2 separate regions of the Homo sapiens genome follow, and region 2 is linked to region 1. A link is a contact called in ENCODE Hi-C data. All regions are on one chromosome and are shown on one strand. The core of a region is the stretch at or near the end of the contact, and the rest is flanking DNA. Distances in the headings are between cores, read along the strand shown.

Evidence for each region. A loop is a pair of places that touch in the nucleus more often than their neighbours do. Pooled maps may share reads with other maps.
Region 2: a loop to region 1 is called in a map of mammary epithelial cell, with 8 times the contacts of the local background. The contact joins the promoter of ARGLU1-DT here to the enhancer-like site in region 1. A Hi-C loop is called at or near these places in 2 of 168 maps with a recorded cell type or tissue (IMR-90 and mammary epithelial cell) and 17 of 50 pooled maps.

What each region holds. Positions count from the first base shown.
Region 1 is chr13:104,566,579-104,573,542 of GRCh38, reverse strand. No RefSeq gene overlaps it. Among named protein-coding and RNA genes, the nearest start is that of DAOA, 900 kb to the left of the region's middle. Within about 2 kb of position 1,867, at least 3 of the 41 ENCODE cell types and tissues checked have a DNase peak (open chromatin) inside an H3K27ac peak, as active enhancers do.
Region 2 is chr13:106,614,045-106,620,918 of GRCh38, reverse strand. It overlaps ARGLU1-DT (ARGLU1 divergent transcript), which reads right to left and starts at 3,109. Exons shown (of 4, transcript NR_051977.1): 1 at 2,886-3,109.

The sequences.
Region 1 (6,964 bases), core at 618-3,117:
CTTAATATTTATTAGTACATGAATATAAATTTAAATAAATCTATGTAGATTCTAGATTTTATTGCTCCAGTTCAATTTTCTCTAGGCTCAACTTCCAAATTCCCAGAGCTCTCACCTTTCTCTGAGCATCATCTAAATCCTGGTTAAGACAACAAGAGCTTAGAGAACACCTGCTCTCATCAACGTTTGCGTTTTCTATTGCCCCTCCACAATACTGTCTGCGATTCAATGAACTACTAGCTATATTGCATCCCAAAGCCATGTCAAAATCCCAATGCTCATTGCTTTTCTAATATTTCCTCGTGGCTTTTTCAGAATTTTTTTCCTGAGGGGACATTTGGAGGTGCCACGGCCTCACTCACTGAAGCAAGATGGCAGCTACGCACCTTTGACAGCCTCTCTCTTTCTCTTTCCTTTACAGGCCCTTCTTTTCTCTTGCTGAATCTGAGAAGTAGAATCAGAAGACAAGGTCAAGTTCATGCAGGGACAATGCTCCGACGACGTTATCGCATAGATGGAAATCCACTGTGTTCGGGGGGAAGACTGGGCTCATTTTATTAGCCTTATTGGCCAGTGGCCTTGTGCACTCCCACTTTTGAGGATGCTTTTTGACAGTTGCTTGTTAGTTTATGTGTTCATTTGAGACAGGGTCTAGCTCTGTTGCCCAGGCTGGAGTGCAGTGACGCCATCATAGCTCACTGCAGCCTAGAACTCCTGGCCTCAAGTCATCCTCCTTTGTCAGTCTCCCAAAACGCTGGGATTACAGGCGTGAGCCATCACACTCAGCTGACAGCTGCTTGTTAATCATGGTTCTTGCACTGAATAACCTTTCTAGTTAGTGAGTGAGGCATAGAAGGCAGGCTTGAGGACTCACAAATTGCCCCACCTACACCCCCACCAAAAGCAACACAATCTCTCCTAATTCGATTGACACCCTCCACACACCCAGCTTGGCTTCAGGGAAGGAAAATGGGCTCCTGCCATACAATCTCCATGCAACAACTCCTGCCAAATGCAACACAGACCATAATGTCATTTATAATTTGAATTGTACCAGTTTAGACATTTAAAATATCTCACGTATTCATTGTTACATTCATCTTCGTTTTTCTCCATTTCTATTTTTGGCAATCCTCTAATTTCTTGTTCTCTTAAGTAAAAAGGAACAAAAAAATAACAACAAAAGAAAGCTCTTCAAAAATACTTGGATTCCGGTATTTGTGTGTGGTTTCAATAGGGAAGCTTTTTTTAAACTACTTGGACTAGAACAGAACAAAATATATGAGTTTGGGGGAAAAAGACCACAACAGGGGTGTGTGTGAGAGGCAGGTGCTGGGGGAGAGGCCTCAAACAGCAGAAAAGCTTTGAAGCCCTATAGGGCACTGACCTGCAAGGACTAAGTTTGAACAATTGTGTGGGAAGTTTGGGGGTTACTAAGCTAGCTTCGTAATGTAACTTCTTTCCCCTCTTTCCTTTTTTGACAATAGCATTCCTTTCTCCATTTCTGTTCTGTTATTTTTTTAACACATCTAAAATGACATAAAACAAACATAATACACAGGCACACACCTGCACTCACATACACAAACACACAAACTTCTGTGAGTTCCACAGAGGCCGACCCCTTTGCTTCAGTGAGGGCTGTGGAACTGGAATTTCATTCTCCTACGGACTTGCTCTGAACAACAGTTAAGTAAAGAGCTCCCACTGGTGGTGGAGGGAATTTTACTGTCCACACGAAATGCCTTTCCCTACCAGTCAGTGCTTGGAGACTGGATCTCCGAGTCACAGACGAGATGTGGGCTAATGTTGCTCTTTCGCCATGTGATGTAGCAAATAAAATGCCATTGTTCCCCTAGGTGGCTGTGGGTATTAGTCACAGCTGACGCTAAGCAGGAGGTGCGTGGTGTCCTGCCAGGACTGTTATTAGTTACAAGTCTGGATGGGCTCCCGATGCACCATTTTCAAGTAGCTTCAATGCTGTTAAACTTTTAGGAATTCCAAAGCTACTGCTCCAAAGCCTCAAGTTCCCTCACCTTAGAACAAAGATTGCTGCCTTTATTACCAGTCTTATGTTTAACCAGAGAAAGTACAACTTTTCCAAGTTTAAGCTTCTCTAAACTGCTTTTGAGGAAGAGAGGTTCTCTGCATGTGTCCGAGATAATTGTCAAATACCAAATTTGAACACACGTTCTGAGTCACCTGAAGAACCAGCCCGTGTCACTAAGACAAGCACAAATAGCTCCTCTGCTGTGGGACTCTTCACCTACCGCAGATGTTTCCATAAATATTTCAGCAGATACCATTTTCATGACAATTACCAAGAATGTGTGTGTGTGTGTTTTTTTTTTTTTTTAATTTACAGTCTATGTGAAAAATGTAATAGAAGAGAATAATGCTGGATTTATATGGGAGAAAAGTGTAGGTTTTTCTCCTATTTGGTGTCTTAGATTAAGGTACTTTGATACATCTGTCCAAACAGACATTACATCGTGAACAAGAAAAGATGGGACTGGTAGAGACTCAAAGTAACAAGAACAGTTTCCAAGAAAGAAGCAAGGCTATTAAATATTAGGCTGTTGCAAAAGTAACTGCGGTTTTTGCCATTTGAAAATAATGCCAAAAAACATAATTACTTTTGTAATAACCTAATAATTAGACCCAAGATAAAAATCCATATATACTCAACTTACTTTTAAATCCAGAGCTTATGTCTTTTTCCAATCAGACCTCAACATAGAACTTCGCTTAGATTTTCTTATGATCTGGGTTATGTAAACCTCCTGGGATTTATAAAACAACTGGATATCTTGAATCCTTCTCTTTAAGTCAGATCTTGTCAGCCTGTGATGCCACCTACAGTGAAATTTATTAAGTATACAACCTAATTTTGCTGTTATTTCTAGAGTCTATGAGTTATGACTACACAGCATAAGTAATGACTTAATTAAATTAATTTAAGGTATGGTGTTAAGATTAACTGCGCCAGCTCACAGTGGTCTGCAGTAATTGGAGATCTCATGTTGTACCTCTTTTTTATAATCACAAAGTCAGTCTCTTTAAATTACTCAGACCCAAAAAGGAAAATCAGGAAGACAGCAAGGGCAATGAACGGCATGGTCAGGAGAGATCTGTTGAGAATAGTTAATTAGAAAATACAAAGTTTAGTTTAGTTTTCAAAACATACTCTCAAGTACTGTGTCGTGTTTTTAAAGCACCAGTTGAGCTTGCTGCCCACCCCTCATTTTTTTTTTTTTTTTGTGAGACAGAGTCTTGCTGTGTCACCCAGCCTGGAGTGCAGTGGCGCGATCTCGGCTCACTGCAAGCTCCACCTCCCAGGTTCACACCATTCTCCTGCCTCAGCCTCCCGAGTAGCTGGGACTACAGGCGCCCGCCACCACGCCCGGCTAATTTGTTTTGTATTTTTAGTAGAGACAGGGTTTCAACGTGTTAGCCAGGATGGTCTCGATCTCCTGAACTCGTGATCCGCCCGCCTCAGCCTCCCAAAGTGCTGGGATTACAGGCGTGAGCCACCGCGCCCGGCCCCATCCCTCTTTTAAACTTTACTCATTTGTTCATTAATTAGTGCAAACATCATGTGATAAATGGTCTGCACATGCCTGCTTCATGCACCCACACACAACTGACAAGGCTGCTCTTGAAAAGCTGCCACAAGATTGCATGCATGACCTATCAGGAATCACAGGGACACAAGTGATTGTTGCTTATTCTTTGAAGTTTTGCATATTCCCAGAAACATCAAGAAGAAGGCACAAGGCAACCCTGCAAAGGTTCCAGCACTTTTCCCCCAAAAGGCTGCTGCCAGTGGGTTAGCTGCAGCACAGCTGTCCACAAGGTCTTCCTCCTGCCAGGTGAAACACAGAACCCAAGCTGCAAATATGGGGAAGCATGTCCTGGTACAGGCTGGCTTTGCCAGAGTCAGTGCTCTCTTTCACCTACATGGTAGTGGGTCCATGGGGCATGACAGCGAATTCAACAAAACTGCTCATCATGAGGTGTCATGAGAGCCAGAGTTATGGGGGCCTGTTTAAAGATTGGAACATTTCCTAAAGAGTGAATATCAATTGGGGTACACACAGAGAGCCATGCAGTCACACAGATTTGTGCATACATGATTTTAATAGTCCTACCCACATTACAGTTAGGAAGAAGCCATCTTTGTTTAGGAAAATGAATTTCCTGCCACTTAGAATTTGAAAAGAGTGATTCTAAACCTAAGGGCTTAAGGGAGACGACAGAGTTAGCAGGTGTAAACGGGACTGAGGGGATGCTAAAGAGAGAAGTGGGGAAAAAGGAGGAGGCAATCTTGGAGGAAACTGGAACTTACAGTCAAGTGGCCAGAAATAGTATCTCTGTAGAGGACTAGCTGATTAGCTTTTGAGAACTTGCATAGGATACTGTATGCAACCAATTGATAATAGAGAGGGTATTCCATTTTTAAATAAATTTTAAAAGATTTCCCTCTCCTGTCTTTGAGCTGTAAATTTGAGTTCTGTGCTAGGGAAGGTGCAACAGAAGAAAACAGCTGAAGATAAACTTTGAGACAGACGTGACCTTGCATATATAAACATTTGGGAAGTTTTGTAATTTTTGAGCTGGGCAATGGGCTTTTTTCCAAGATTTGAGGTAGCTGGTGGTTTATTTCAAATGTATCTAAATCCATGGGACTTGGAAGTCATTGCTGGTAACTGGATAATTAAGGATTTGGTAATTTAGACACTGTAGATATTTCAAATTAAAACAGAATCAATTTATTATTATATTAACTATAAAAGGGCATCCCTACCTACCCCAAAACACGCAACACACAACACACACACACAATCCTATACATTGACTTGATGGGAAATGGTTTGCTCTTCTCTCAGATGGGGAAAGATTCTATAAAACATATTCCTGTTTTACAAGGGAGATCAAACTGATTATTTTCCCTGTAAGTACTTTTTATACATAATCAGACACATCAATAAAAATGAAAAGGTATTTAAGAAATTATGTGTCCCAACCTCCTCATTTCAAAGACGAGAAATCAAAAGCCCAGGGAACTCTACATAACACGTTGGTGCAGGTTTGAGAGTTTAACAGGCTTGTACAGTTAGACACGTGGCCTGCTTTAAATTGATGTTGATGTATCATTTTGATGCTTTTAATTTTTGTGGGAAATGCAATAGCATTATCCAATATAAACTTACTTTTAACTGCAAATAAAATTTAACTAGTTTCTCGCCAATGTTCACCTTAAAAGTAGAGTCTCTTTTTCACAGTAACATAGAGAATATACACTCAGATGCGTACACCTAATCACACAACTACCCACCTATATTCCACCTCTTCTGTCCAACTGTAATGATCTCATTAAAGTAGGATAGGAAGAAAAACTCACAAGAGATCTCAAAGTTTCATGCTCTAGATGAATCGTGATGGATAAAATCTCAAGGACATACAATAAAATAACTGGGAAAATGTAGGCAAAGCTTTGTGAAAGTATCTCTAGAGTTGTTGCAAAAAATAAAGTAAAAAGATTTCTCTTACTTACTCCCCATGGCAAAAGGCCCCTCCCTCCTGCTCCGCTTCTGTCCATGCTTCCATAATTTTCACAAGAGCCAGTCTTTCATAGTCTATGTCCATCGCTTACAAACTTCCCATTCCAACTTCCTATTTTCAACAATATGTCACATTCTGTTTACTTTCTAAAACAAAACACCAAAACCAAAAAGACAAAACAAATGAAAACACTCTTTCTCTTTTTTACTAGTGCAACTTCAAATCAAGTCTTTTATCCTTAAACCTGAAATATCCCACTAGACTTCCAACTCTCACACCTATCTCTAGATTCTTTCCTCTGTTGTCTTATTCACTATTAATTCATGTGCTTACTGCAATGTCTGAAACATAGTAGGGGAAAAATAACTATTTTCTTAACATATCATGTGATTTTGCATACCGTTGCCTGGCTAATTTACCAGAATTTCCCTATTAAAAGTGTAGGGCTTAAAAACCTTTCATTATTGCCCACGGTAGATATAGTATACTTTTTAAAAATCTTTAATTGTTACTGTCTCTTCTCTTGTCTTGTCAATCTGGCCTCAGTGTACCTTTCTCCTCCTTCGTACACATGCCCTCAAGCCTAGTTTCTGTAGCTATCGTGGATGATGTCAGCTTTGTGCCTGAGGAATGCCCTCCCTACCCTACCCAGCCTGGGTCTGGTCTTATCACCTCCATCAAAACAACCTGCTGCAATGATGTCTCAGCTCAGCTCACTGCAGCTGAATTCATTCTCTCCACACCCTTCTCCACAACTGGCTTCCTCGCCTCTATCTCCTTCCTCAACGATGATACCACTCCCTCTCAATCAAAAGACAAGGAGTGGGCTCATTTCATTTCTCCCCATCTGCCCAAATCCAATCATTCACTAATGCAGCTATGCTGTTTTGACTTCCTTAAATTCCACTTTTGACAAATTTTACATTAATTCCCCTCTCACTTCAGGGACTAGACTGCTGCCTGGAAGATCACTCTGCCCATCAGCTTTGCTCACTCAGGGCCTTTTCCTCCACAGCCTGGCACTATGTGGAGCCCTGTGAAGTGACAGTAAGAAAAAGAATCATAGCTCTGCCCATCAAAACCATAAAAGCTTTCATCAAGGAAGACAACCAGGTTTACTAGTGAATGCTATTCAGGGCCTATCCAACAACAATCATCTAAGTTTTCTTCCGTCCTAACAGAGTCCTAATTTTTCTCAATCAAAGTACCCTTCATGCCAATCATGTCATTTTCTACATCTAGGTGGAGCGTCGATATTCATCAATTTATATGTTGAATGTTTTCTTCAGTTCATAATACATTTCTAAATGACAATTTTTGTGTAGGCTATGATTACAATTTTAACACCTGGAGGCAAAGGTATTATGATATAATGAAAAAGAGGGAATTGGAAACGCCT
Region 2 (6,874 bases), core at 1,860-4,359, 2.0 Mb before region 1:
TCCTGAAGTGCTCCGTGCTCTCTGTCACACTTCTCATTCTGCTCTTTAACATCCCAGTATTATGAAAATCCACCCAGTTCCTTACAAAACTACCTCTCACCCTCCTTCCAGCAGCTCAGAGTTAAACTTGCAGAGGTTTAACAGTGGAAAGGAGAAAGAGCTGACAATTCGTTTATTTTTATGATGCCTTCCTATCAATGTGAACATTTGATTTTAGCCCAAGGCCACATGAGTCAGGGCAAAATTTTTAGCAGCAGAAAGGTCTTCCCAGGCCTCTGCATATCACAGCAGCTCACCTCATCCCTCTTAAGACCGTTTCCAGTCTCAGAAATACAAGCTAAACCCTAATATTGTACTATATTTTTTTTAGTACAGCATGTTGATTTCACTCAAAAGGGCAATCACCGTGACTAATATCAATCTTACAGTATCAACTTCATTTACATCACACCTCAGGTATAATGAGAAATGATTTTATTTTTCATTAACTATATTTTTATGTATAATAATAGAAAATACCTAAAAGGCTTGACTGTACACATTATGAAATTCTATTGATACACTATAGTTGTAATTTCTTATGTATGTAATAATCAAATAATAAAGAATAAGTATCTCAAGATTGGGGACTATCTGTTGTGGTTAAAATAAAAGTTTAACCTCCTTCAAATAATAAGTAGATGTCTTCTCTCATTTTATATCTGTTCAGCCCCTATGAGAGCGCGTGTAGCTGTAGCTCTTGGAACCAACAAGCAAATGGGTGATTTGCCTTACTTACCACTAGGGGGGGTGAAAGCTAAGTTAGTGACCCGGGCTGCAGGAGTCCAAGGAAGAGAGAGAAGTGGGGGAAAGGCAATGAACATAACGCCAAATAAAGGGAAAAAGAAGAGGAGCGGCAATGCGGGAAGGAAGGGGGAGGAGATTTGCTGGACTCAGGGATGTTTAGGGGTCCGTCATCAATTTCTTCAGATCCCTCATTAGATGGCCCCATAAGTAATGGCAGCTTGGTGGGAGCCTGCCAAGGGCAAGGGACCTTCTGCTTCCTCTGTCATCTCCTCACCTCTGCAGTGAGTGCAGTGAAAAGTCCCAGGTTCCTGTTGAGAACTGGGATTTTTGAGGACTTATCGCCTTTGACCTGTAACCTACTGATAAAGTGCTTGGTTTCATTTTGTTTTCTTGCTTAAAATCTCCTATAATCTCAGTGAGATAAAATGGCGGGGGGGAGGGGATACTGGGCTAGGAAGAGGGAGTGTTGTGTGGGTGCAAATCAAGCCGCAGCGCCCAGCCTCAGTAGAAATCAGCATTGCACCTCCATGCTTAAAAACAATATATCTTCTTCCAAAAGTCATGTCACAGTCCACGTTTCCCAGAAATAGTGGCAAAAGTCCCTGTTGAAATGGATTGTTCATTGTCTGGTTTGAGACACTGACAAGAATAAACCTGCTGAGGCCAGCTGGGCTTTTGTCACTTTGGTTAAAAGCAACATTATTCCAGTGGGAAGGGATCCCGGGAGGAGGAAGGAAGGAGACCAGGAGGAAGGCCACTGGGGCAGAAGGACTGGCCTCCTGGAAGAGTCAGCCACCCAAATTACCAAGTTCAAGGGGCCATCTGATCCACACCAGGGGCCCAGAACTTTTCTCCATGGGAGTCTTTTGTGCCAAGCGAGTCTGAACTCTCCCCTGAAGACAATGGGAAACCTCTGACAATTTTTAATCAGGCAACTGATATTATTATAAAACAGCCATGTCTTCATGCTATCTTACCATTCTAATTCCTAGCATAGCATCTATCCATTCATTCGCTTGTTTTAAATGCCTGTCTTCCGGCTAAAATGTAAGTTCTGTGAGAGCAGGAACTTTGACTGTATTGTTCATCACAGATGCCTAGAAAATAACCTAGGTGGGACACTGCAAACGTTCCATAAATATTTTTCGATGAATAAAGATTCATATTTTAGAAAGCTTCCTCTGGTAGCTTTGTAAGAGCTGTGGATAATGGACTGAGGTAGGGGGGCGGGGTGGAAAGAGAGAGCAGAATTAGACACCAAGGCAAAAAGTAGGGAACATGCACGAATTTAACGCATGTCCACTTCCAAACAGGTTGTGATATTGGTGCTGGGAACTGAAGTACAGAAGCCTGGATCCACAACGTACGAGCCATGGGGACTTCCATACAAGGCATGCACAGGTATCGTACAGATATAGGACTTGGGGGTCGAATCGGGAAGTTGGGGAGGTGATGCAAACAGGTGGGAAGTCCAAAGAGGACTGGTACAAACAGAAGGATAAACCAGTGGGTGGGAATCATGGAGATCCGAGGACAGGGCACAGCATCTGTAGTAGGAAGTAGATGCAACACTCCCCGCAGCCCCATCCCCCCAAAGAAAGGCAGACCCAAGAAGAAAAAGCCTGAGAATAGAAACCTTGGAAGAATAAATGTATAAAAGGGGGCAGACAGATTAAAAGGAGTGAAAAAGGGGCGGTTGTGGCTGCTGTGATGCCCAGGCAGACGCTGTCATCCTCTCCACAGCTGAGAGTGTTGGTGGGTTGGGGGGTGGTTGTCAGGGCTCCCCACTGGGTCCCTTCCTGGAAACGGCTCCCAGCTGAAGACAGCCACCCTGCCCAAGTTCATAGCACCATCCCAGGGGCAGCTGCATCCAATGACTGGTGCACAAAGGTGGGATGCAGAGGCCTGGCCCCTTGCCTCATGGTGATACAGCTCTGGGAGGCCCTCCCAGGTCAGACTCCATGCAAGATTGACCGATTCCTCTGCTGCAACTGCAACAAAGCTCAACATCTCCTTCTGCCCAGTGTTACCGCGTTTACTCCTTTATAGGTATAAGCACTAAGATCACTCCCCAAAAAACTTCTCATGGAAATTTTTACCTGCAAGTCTATTTCCCAGAACTCAACTCAATACAGTTGGTGCCAAGAGTGATCCAAGAAGATGGACTCTGAAGTGGAACTGCAGAGCTGGCTCATCCTCCTGCTGGCTGGCAGTGAAGCCCCGGCCCTGGCTTGCCGGAGAAGTGCAAGTGTCAGAACTTTCACTGGTGATGACCTGGGGTGGGAAAGAGGTGGGAGAGAATACCCTGGTAGATGGCAATCTCCCAGGCTTTTGGGAGTTAGAGAAATTACCAGTCCTGAGAACAATGGACTCTAATGGCTCTGGCTGAGTCACTGGAGGCATTAGAGAAAGACAAAGTGAGGCTCAGGGCTGTGAATCATCATTGAAAGGAAAGTGTGAAAGGGAGAAAGCCTCACTGGAGGCATCGGAAGAGACTCATCTCCTGTAGCAGGAGGACTGAAAAATCTAAGGATAAGGCCCAGGAATTAATTATAAGAATAGCAGCACTTCAAAAAAATTTGAATTCTTAGCTCTGGTTAGTCTGGTTATGGCTATGACAATGTCAGGGGCCTATTAGGGATGAGAGAGACAACAGAATTAATGCTCTCAAAACCTCAACTCTTGAGGTTGGGCACAGTGGCTCACTCCTGTAATCCCAGCACTTTGGAAGGCCCAGGCAGGCAGATCACCTGAGGTCAGGAGTTCGAGACCAGCCTGGCCAACATGTGAAACCTGGCCTCTACTAAAAATACAAAAAATTAGCTAAGCGTGGCAGTGTGTGGCTGTAGTTCCAGCTACTCAGGAGGCTGAGGCTGAGGAGAATCGCTTGAACCTGGGAGGTGGAGGTTGCAGTGAGCCAAGATCACACCACTGCACTCCTGCCTGGGTGACAGAGTGAGACTCTATCTCAAAACAAAACAAAACCTCAACACTCCATTCAGAGCCCTCCGGGCCTACAGAGGTGGCCCTGACCTCCCTGTGAGAGGCTGTGCTCTGCCCTTGCTTGAACATGGTATAGGAATCTCTGCATTGCAAGACAACACAGTGCTCCTCAGGACCCACCCCCACCTCCTGCCTTGACCAGACCCATCACTAGAGTCAAGTGAGACAGCATGTGGAGGGGAAATGCAGAGCCTGCTGAGCAAAGGAAGGAACCATGTGCCTAAAGGCGGCAGGCCAACGTGCAATGGCCAAAGCCAGAGACTCTTCATGGGACTGAATGAGGGGGATGAATCAAAGCAGGGGAAGCATGAAGTTGGAAAATGATGAGTTTATTTATATGGGCACAGTCTACTGTAATAGATGATTTGCCACCCTGGCAAGGACTCTGGGAGATGTTTTCATCACACTGCTAGGATGACTCCTGGAACTTTGGAGAAAATTACAGCCCACATTAAGTAAAGATGAAATGCCACAAGTGTGTGATAGATGATGGAAGAAGAAATAAAACAGATCTTAATCCTTGAGTCAGTTTATCTGACCCAGAATCCACTAATTCAAAGGGAGGTCAGGTTCTCAGGAGCACCCATGGCAAGGGAACACAGTTATGGTTCCAATGGTTCTTTGCCAAATGTGCCTGTGGTCACTTGTTTAAACAACTATACAGTGGAAAAGCAGAATATGCAAACATTTTGAGAAATGCTGGACACAGGGCCTGAGCTGACATTCACACCCAGAGAACTCGGGATTCCTTAGGGCCCTCTATTGGAGTAGGGTGCTTGTGGGCCAGGAAATAAATGGAGTTTCAGCCCTGATCTGGGTTCCAATGGTCCATTTGACTGAAATGCAAGTCAAAACTACAATGAGATATAATTCCACCCTGGTTAAAATGGTTTTTATCCAAAAAATTGGCAATAACAAATGCTGGAGAGGATGTAGAGAAAAGGGGACCCTCTCATACACTTGGTGGGAAAGTAAATTAATACAACCACATTTAAAATACATTTAAAATGTACAAATACATTTAAAAATAACTACAATGGTATAATTGGGTTGTTTGTAACACAAAGGATAAATGCTTGAGGATATGGATACCCTACTTTTCATGATGTGATTATTTCATATTGCATGTCTGTATCAAACTATCTCATGTACCCCATAAATATATATACCTACTATGTACCCATAAAAATTTTTTTAAAAGAAGTGTGTAGAAGCTTTTTGAGATTTGCTTTAATATAATCTAGTTAGAGAAGCAAAGAGGGAGAGTTGTGGTGAATATAAGTGAAAATGAATTGGCCATGATAATTATGAAGTTGAGTAACGGGTACAAGGAATTTCACTTATATTTTCTCTACCTTGTATATATTGGAAATTTTTCATAATAAAAAGTTAAAAAGCAGAAAGGAAGTGGATATTGATAAATACTGTTTAGATGGCAAATAGAAAACCAGGAAGCCAAGGCTTACCTTTCCCTCATCCCACCATCTTCAGCACCAGGAGTATAGCAATAAACGAAACAGGTAGAAAATTTTGGCCTTATGAAGATTATGTTCAAGTGAAGAGAGACAGACAATAAACAAAATAATTAGAACTGGGTAGGTATTTTGTGTACCTGTGTGTAAATTTGCTTCTTCTTCTTTCCTCCCTTCAGGGTACAAGATGTAACCTTTGGAGCATATAACTGGTTCAGTGATTGATAAAGTGCAGAAAATATTATATGGAAGTACTAGGGTCACAGATTCCATATACAAGCTCTTCCTGCACCATGCTGTTAGGTGTCCCCCAATCTGACTATAAAGCAGGAATATAGTTTCCTCCTCTTCAAATCTTGCATGACTTAATGCAGGGAAAGTATCACACAAAGAGAACCGAAACCCAACTATACATTCCACTGGATTGGTTTTTACTGGAGGCTCTGCAACACGCCAGATGGTTAAGCAGCTCCATACCTACAGCCTCTGTCATTCGAGGTGGCTGGGAGGACCAGAGTCTCCCAAGCTATTAATCAAAAGCTCCATTATGTGTCATTGGCTCTGATTGGGTCATGTCTAGCTATTGTCACCAGATGAATACAGTGCACTGACTGATTTAGGACTAGATCTCATGCTCCCTCACTGAACTGAGGGCAGATTCTTGCTCACGGTCATGAACTAATCATGTATGAATGGCAGGACTTGTTTTGACAGTAGAGTTGACAGCAGTTGATGATGAATTTTAAAGAAATAATAGAGGAATGATTTTCAATAGGGGTGTCACCACTCAGAAGGGAGTTTTGAAAATTTATGGGATTATTTCTGATTGTCAAATCATTAAAGGGGAATGACTGGAATTGAGTAGTGAGGAGCCAGAGATGCCAGATATCATGCCAATGTGCAAAGGTGAAATAACCCTTTGTCCTACACAACTTTTGTAAATCTCGTCCAAAATTAGGACTGAATGTATGGATGGTCTACAACCTGGTAGAGTTGCAAAGAAATGTGTTTTCTATGACACTCCATACCACTCTGACCCACATCATAACAAAAAATTCTTTTTATCTATATTTACAAATAATAAGGTTGCCCTTATTTATAAGATTACCATACTTCCTCATTTTTGTCACTTTAATGGCCTGAGTCTGTAACCTATTGTCTTAGTCTGCTCAAATTGCTATTAAAAAAAATCACAGACTGGGTGACTTAAACAAAAGAAATGTATTTCCCACAGTTGTTGAGGCTGGAAGTCCAAGATCAAGGTGCCAGTAAATTAGGTTTTATTCTAAGACCTCTTTTCTTGGCTTGTAGGAGCAGCCGTTTCACTGAGTGCTCATATGATCTCTTGCTTGTGTGCACCTGGGTTGGGAGAGGAGGGAGAGCTCTCTAGTCTCTCTAAGCCTCATGGATCTTGACCATTTTTAACCCCTGTTCCCTCCTTATGGTCCCCAACTCCAAATACGGTCACATTGGCTGTCAGGGCTTCAGCACAGGAATTTAGGTCCAAACAAAACATTCAGTCTGTAACATTTGTCTTGACGTGCTATTCATGTGTATTAGTCCGTTTCCATGCAGCTGATAAAGACACACCCGAGACTGGGTAATTTATAAAG